Linked DNA regions of Homo sapiens: region 1 is linked to region 2. A link is a contact called in ENCODE Hi-C or POLR2A ChIA-PET data. All regions are on one chromosome and are shown on one strand. Each heading gives the region's core, a stretch centred on a gene start or an enhancer-like site at or near the end of the contact. The rest is flanking DNA. Distances are from core to core; before and after follow the strand shown.

Evidence for each region. A loop is a pair of places that touch in the nucleus more often than their neighbours do. ChIA-PET counts read pairs that join two places held with the same protein, here RNA polymerase II (POLR2A). Pooled maps may share reads with other maps.
Region 1: a map of tibial artery shows a loop between it and region 2 (2.3-fold over the local background). The contact joins the enhancer-like site here to the promoter of SEC14L1 in region 2. A Hi-C loop is called at or near these places in 5 of 168 maps with a recorded cell type or tissue (B cell, OCI-LY7, ascending aorta and 2 more), 24 of 37 single-sample maps with no recorded cell type and 15 of 50 pooled maps. POLR2A ChIA-PET finds 5 or more read pairs at or near these places in 6 of 52 experiments (A549, GM12878, PC-3 and 3 more).

Annotation. Positions count from the first base shown.
Region 1 is chr17:77,314,898-77,317,597 of GRCh38, reverse strand. The region is part of intron 2 of SEPTIN9 (septin 9); the gene reads right to left. Among named protein-coding and RNA genes, the nearest start is that of SEPTIN9-DT, 34 kb to the right of the region's middle. RefSeq lists enhancers at 1-737, 2,410-2,700. Within about 2 kb of position 1,362, at least 15 of the 41 ENCODE cell types and tissues checked have a DNase peak (open chromatin) inside an H3K27ac peak, as active enhancers do; they include ascending aorta, where a contact is called at or near this core.
Region 2 is chr17:77,139,655-77,142,354 of GRCh38, reverse strand. SEC14L1 (SEC14 like lipid binding 1) reads right to left here and starts at 1,386. Exons shown (of 17, transcript NM_001143998.2): 1 at 1,248-1,386. LOC105371901 (a long non-coding RNA gene) reads left to right here and starts at 916. Exons shown (of 5, transcript XR_934988.3): 1 at 916-999. RefSeq lists silencers at 614-908, 1,073-1,522, 1,533-1,742, 1,893-2,102.

The DNA.
Region 1 (2,700 bases), core at 113-2,612, 180 kb before region 2:
TTATTTTCCTGCAACCAGACGGTCCCATCTGGTGGTGATGGGAGACGGTGACAGATCATCAGGCATCAGATTCTCATAAGAAGCACGCAACCTAGATCCCTCACATGTGCCGTTCACAATACGGTTCACTCTCCTATAAGAATCCAATGCCATGGCTGATCAGACAGGAGGCAGAGCTTGGGCAGTAATGCGAGCAATGGGGAGTGACTGTAAATACAGATGAAGCTTCGCTCGCTTGCCAGTCACTCACCTCCTGCTGTGCAGGCCAGTTCCTAATAGGACACACGGGGCTGGGAACCCCTGCCCTAGAGCCTCCAGAGGGCTATGCCCAGTGGACACCCTGATTTCAGCCTGGTGACCCTGATCTCGGATGTGTGGCCTGCAGAGCTGTGAGAGGATGGCTGGGCGTTGTTGTGACCCAGCCAGCTTGTGGCCACTCGTTACAGCAGCTGCAGGAAACTGATGCAGCGCCACAGACGGAGCCAGGGCTCAGCTCACTGGAGTTGCTTTCTGTTATTCTATTTCTTCCTAAAACATTGTGTTAAGCCAACCACTAACAACCACTGACTCCGATGGGCAGGAATCGCAGAGGTTTCTTGGTTTGTTTCTTTAATCCCTTTTCCAATTTTGAAATAATATTCCTTGTTGGTTTTTCTGATTATAAATGTAATATCTTTCTTTGTATTGAGTTTAGAAACAAGAGAAAAAGTAAAAAGCAGAAACCCCAGCTGGGCAAGGTGGCACGTGCCTGTAATCTCAGCACTTTGGGAGGCTGCGGCGGAAGGATTGCTTGAAGCCAGGAGTTCGAGGCTGCTGTGAGCTATAATTGCACTACTGCACCCTGGCTGGGTAAAAAGAGTGAGACCCTGTCTCAAATTAAAAAAAAAAAAAAAGAAGAGGAAGAAAACCCATTAACCTCACTCGAGACTCTCCATACGAACTCCTGCTGTGGGGCAGGGAAGCCCAGGAAGGCCCCACGAGGCTCTGACCCAGCCTGGCTGGCGGTGGGAACTTGGGAACAGCCCCGAGTGAGGGGCCGGGCTATGACTGAGTTCATTCACCCAGCCACCTCCTGCACGCTGTGCACACTATGGGTTTGACGGCCAGGGCTGGAGCACTTGCTGAGCACAGCCTTGACCCTCAGTTTTACCCAGCATGGTTTGGCCTGAGGTCCATCTCCCCTCCGTGCCTGAAAATCCAAACATTTTGGCCCAGGCGGGGGATCACTTGAAATGGAAAACCTGGCAGCACCGATTGGCTCTGAAGAGGCAGGAGTTAGTCATGAGCCGGCTGGGAGGCGAGTGCAGAGGTGGTGAGGTAAGGCCAGCAGAGGGTGGGGGAGGCGAGGGCCAACCTCTCACCGCGCATGGTGTAAGCACTAAGGGGGCACTTCACCAGGCCAGTGCAGACCCAGGCCCCTGCGGTGGATCCCCCGCGGTCCCTCCCTCCAGAGGAACACTGAAGAGGTTTCTGTGGTCCTGTCTTAGATTCAGAGGCACATTTGCATACTAAACGCACTGAGTAATCCTACAGTGAGGGAGCCGGGCTTGGTTTAACCCACCTTTTCCCAAATTGGACCAAAGGTTGCTGTCCCAGGAAGGCAGGGCCCTCAGGCCCACGGCTTTGGGAAACTCTGGTTGTGCCAGCCTATGAGCCCAGCTCCCAGCCACCCCAGCCTGCCCACACCCTGGAGTGGGCACTGTTACCCAAAAGCCCCTTCCAGACAGTTCTCAGGGCGGCATCCCTGTCCTTCACCCCCCATAGACCCCTGGCCACTTTTCTGCGACATCAGCATCACTGGTTCACAGCTCCTCTTAATTGCAAAGTGGGGCTCAGCGGCACAGGCTGGGCCTGGCAGGGCGGGAAGGAAGAGCGAAGGCCACTTTGTCTCCAATAGCACTGGCCGGGCTCTGGAAAGGCCGGAACCCACAGACAGGAAGGAAGTGTCACACTCACTCAACCTGCTTTGCGTCAGCCAGGGGGCATCTTGTAGAAAGAAGTTAGGTGGTCGTGGCCGGGTGCAGTGGCTCATGCCTGTAATCCCAGCACTTTGGGAGGCCGAGGCAGGTGGATCACAAGGTCAGGGGTTCCAGACCAGCCTGACCAACATGGTGAAACCCCGTCTCTACTAAAAATACAAAAATTAGCTGGGCATGGTGGCGCATGCCTGTAATCCCAGCTATTCAGAAGGCTGAGGCAGGAGAATTGCTTGAACCTGGGAGGTGGAGGTTGCAGTGAGCCTAGATCACGCCACTGCACTCCAGCCTGGGCGACAGCGCGAGATTCCATCTCAAAAAAAAAAAAAAGAAGTTAGGTGGTCATTCTTCAGTCTCTGGCTTGGCCTAGGAACTGCTTCTTTTTCAAGATGCTATCAAATGCCTCCTCCATTAGGAAGCCTTCCCTGGTTGCCCCCTCCACTCCTGTCCTTGCCCCAGAACACGGCCCGGCCCTCACGGACAATCCTGACATCAGAGCCTAATAGAGATTTTCCTCTTCATGGAAATTCATACTCCAAACTGAATATGTGTGCAGGATAAGCCCCTGTTCCCATGTGAAACAAAAGTGAAAGGTGCGGATCACCTGCCTTTCCCCACCCCTTCTCACAACAATCTGGGCTCCACAGGGGCCCAGTAGGAGCCAGGTCCAGTTCAGCCGCCCCAGGTGCACCATCCTGGGCACCAGCGCCTCTGTCCCCTTCCA
Region 2 (2,700 bases), core at 137-2,636:
GATCTGCCCACTTCAGCCTCCCAAAGTGCTAGGATTATAGTCATGAGTCACGGCGCCTGGTATAGAATTCCCATCTATAGTACTAAGGTTTAAACAGGTTTGGAACTTTCTCTGGTATGTCTGGCATACCTCTCAGAGGAGAGGTCATGGTGGAAAACATCGCCATCTGACAGTGTGAAAACGGCTAAGGAATGACTCTGGGTGACCACGAGTAAGCCATTTGACTTCCCTAGGACTCAGTTTCATCTCTGTAAAATGAGGTTTTCGGGGAGATGATCTTGAAAGACTTCCACCTCTAAAACCATGAGAATGAGAGCCAAACTCCCAAGTTCTCCAAACTCAACTTGAAGCTTTTCTAATATTCATCTTGATTATGCGACTGACACATCCTGATGTGCTGGGACCACGTTCTTTTTCTTTTGCAAACCTTACAGTGTTGGTGCACAGTGGGAATCCAATCATCTTTTAAAAATTTAATTGGGAATATTAATTTTAGGGTACTCTCCCAGATATGAGGACGATAACCGGGTACAAACAAGAGTTGGGGGAAGAAGCAAAAAAGCGTAATGCTCGTTTAAGAAACGGTAACATCCATTCAGGATTCCACCGCCTGGCAGAACTGGCTACACTCACTTAAGAACCTGCTAATTCACGAGCTTGTGAACCACAGCCAGGTCTCAGCTGCCGATGCTCTGGTCCAGATAAACGCCCTACGCGGGCATCCGGAGTGACAACGACCAAGTGGCATCCAGGAGCCGGACGGCCTCCATTGCATGACAATCGCTGTTTAAACAGGAGCCAAAGGCCAGACCCACTGAACGCATCCCGAGCAGGCTCGAGGGGCGGCCGGCGCCCGGGGCTGCTCAGCAGGGGTCCCGCGCGGCTGAGCCCCACGGGGCCAAAGCCCCGACCGACGGGAGAGAGGGGCGGGCACTGGCTCCGGACCCGAAACTCCGCTCTCAGCAAAAAGCGGCTCCCGGGAACTGGAAGCCTGGCGAGGTGGGGGTGGGGGCGGGGGAGGGGGGCGAGGGGCGGCGAGGGGCGAGCAGGGGGGCGGAGGGCGAGCAGGGGGGCGGGGGCACGGCCCGTTTCGGGTGCCGGGCCGATGGCAGCCGGGGCTGGGGAGGGACAGGCTCAGCAAGCGGGCGGCCGGGAGTTCCGGGGGGCCCGCCCGAGAGGCGCCGGACTCCACGGAGACCGGGACCGGGGCGAGGGCGCACTCGGACCCGCCGCGACGACGCGCCTACCTCTTGTCAGAAAGGCCGGGCCTGGGACACGGGGTGGCGAGGGGCGCTCATACCGGCGGCTCCGCGGGGCAGTCTCGGTTCCACTGCTCCGCGACCGTAGCTCGACCGCCGGTTCCGGGGAGGGGGCCGGGGAGGCGGGAGGGGGAAGGGGCGCGGCGACGGCACTTGTGGTTGTTACGGGTGACGGGGTGGGCGGGGCCGGGCGCCGGGAGGGGCGCGCGTGCGCGGCCGCGGCCGAGGGAGCGGGGGCGGGAGCGGGCGATGGTTGCTAAGAAAGGGGAGGGGGGAGGACACCCGGGGCCCGAACTGCGCAGGCGCGAGCTCCGACCCGCGAGCGTGGGAGGAGCTCGGAGAAGGCGCCGGCCCCGTCGCACTGCTGGATGTGCCCGAGGTCCTCGTGGCCCCTCCCAGTTTTGCGTCACTTGTTGGGGGCGGGGCCGGGCTGGGCTTCGCGAGTAGCGGGCGGAGGCGGAGTGAAGCCCCAAGGGGCTGCCGGCGTGCAGGGGAGGGGTTCGGCTGAGCGGGAAAAGGGAAGTTTGCGGGAGGTCAAAACCACCGGGGCCCTCCCGTATGGCTGCTGCTCTGAGGCCTGCCTCTGGTCGCCCTGGCGGCTGCCCCCGTGCTTCCTCATTTCTTGTTGACTGTTCAGGAGCACCAGGCTGCTCGCGCCAGTGCCCCGACCGCATTCTCGCCGAGTAATGGGGAGGAGGCGGACGCCGGTGCTGCGCGGCCCAGGGCTCGGGAGGGCCCGGGTGAGCCCGGGTGGAGCCCAGCGGCATCCTTGTCAACACATCCAGACGGCTCTAGTGTCGGGCCGCGGGCTTGAAACTGAGACGCGCGCCCAGGGCCTGCCCCTCGGAAACGAGGGTGCCAAGGTGGGGCTGCTAAGTAGCTCCCGAATTTCAGCAGGAGAGCACCGTCCAGCCCCAATTTTCAATCCGGTACCACTGAGACATTTTGGGGTCCTTAAGAGGAGCTCATGACTAGAAAGGGGCACCTCGCATGCCCACCCACACAGCAAAGCTGGTTTTATAACCAACATGCAATTTCACTGTCAAAGTCACTGTTGTTCCGTTCACATTAGTCACCCTGAGTGGCTGTACATTTCATGCTGCCATTGGACAGAACGTTTTTGGACCTGTTTAGGAATTTCCATCAAAGCCAGTTTACCAGACACACAAGCAAATCATTCATGGCCTCATCACCCCTTGTGTTCCACGTCAAACCATCATCTTCCAGCTGGGTCACCTACATTATTCACTACATTCAGTCTGACTGGCTTTTGCTTGTTTGTAGAAATCACATCCACCGGCCGGGCGCGGTGGCTCACGCCTGTAATCTCAGCACTTTGGGAGGCCGAGGTGGGCGGATCACGAGGTCAGGAGATCGAGACCATCCTGGCTAACACGGTGAAATCCCTGTCTCTACTAAAAATACAACAGATTAGCCGGGC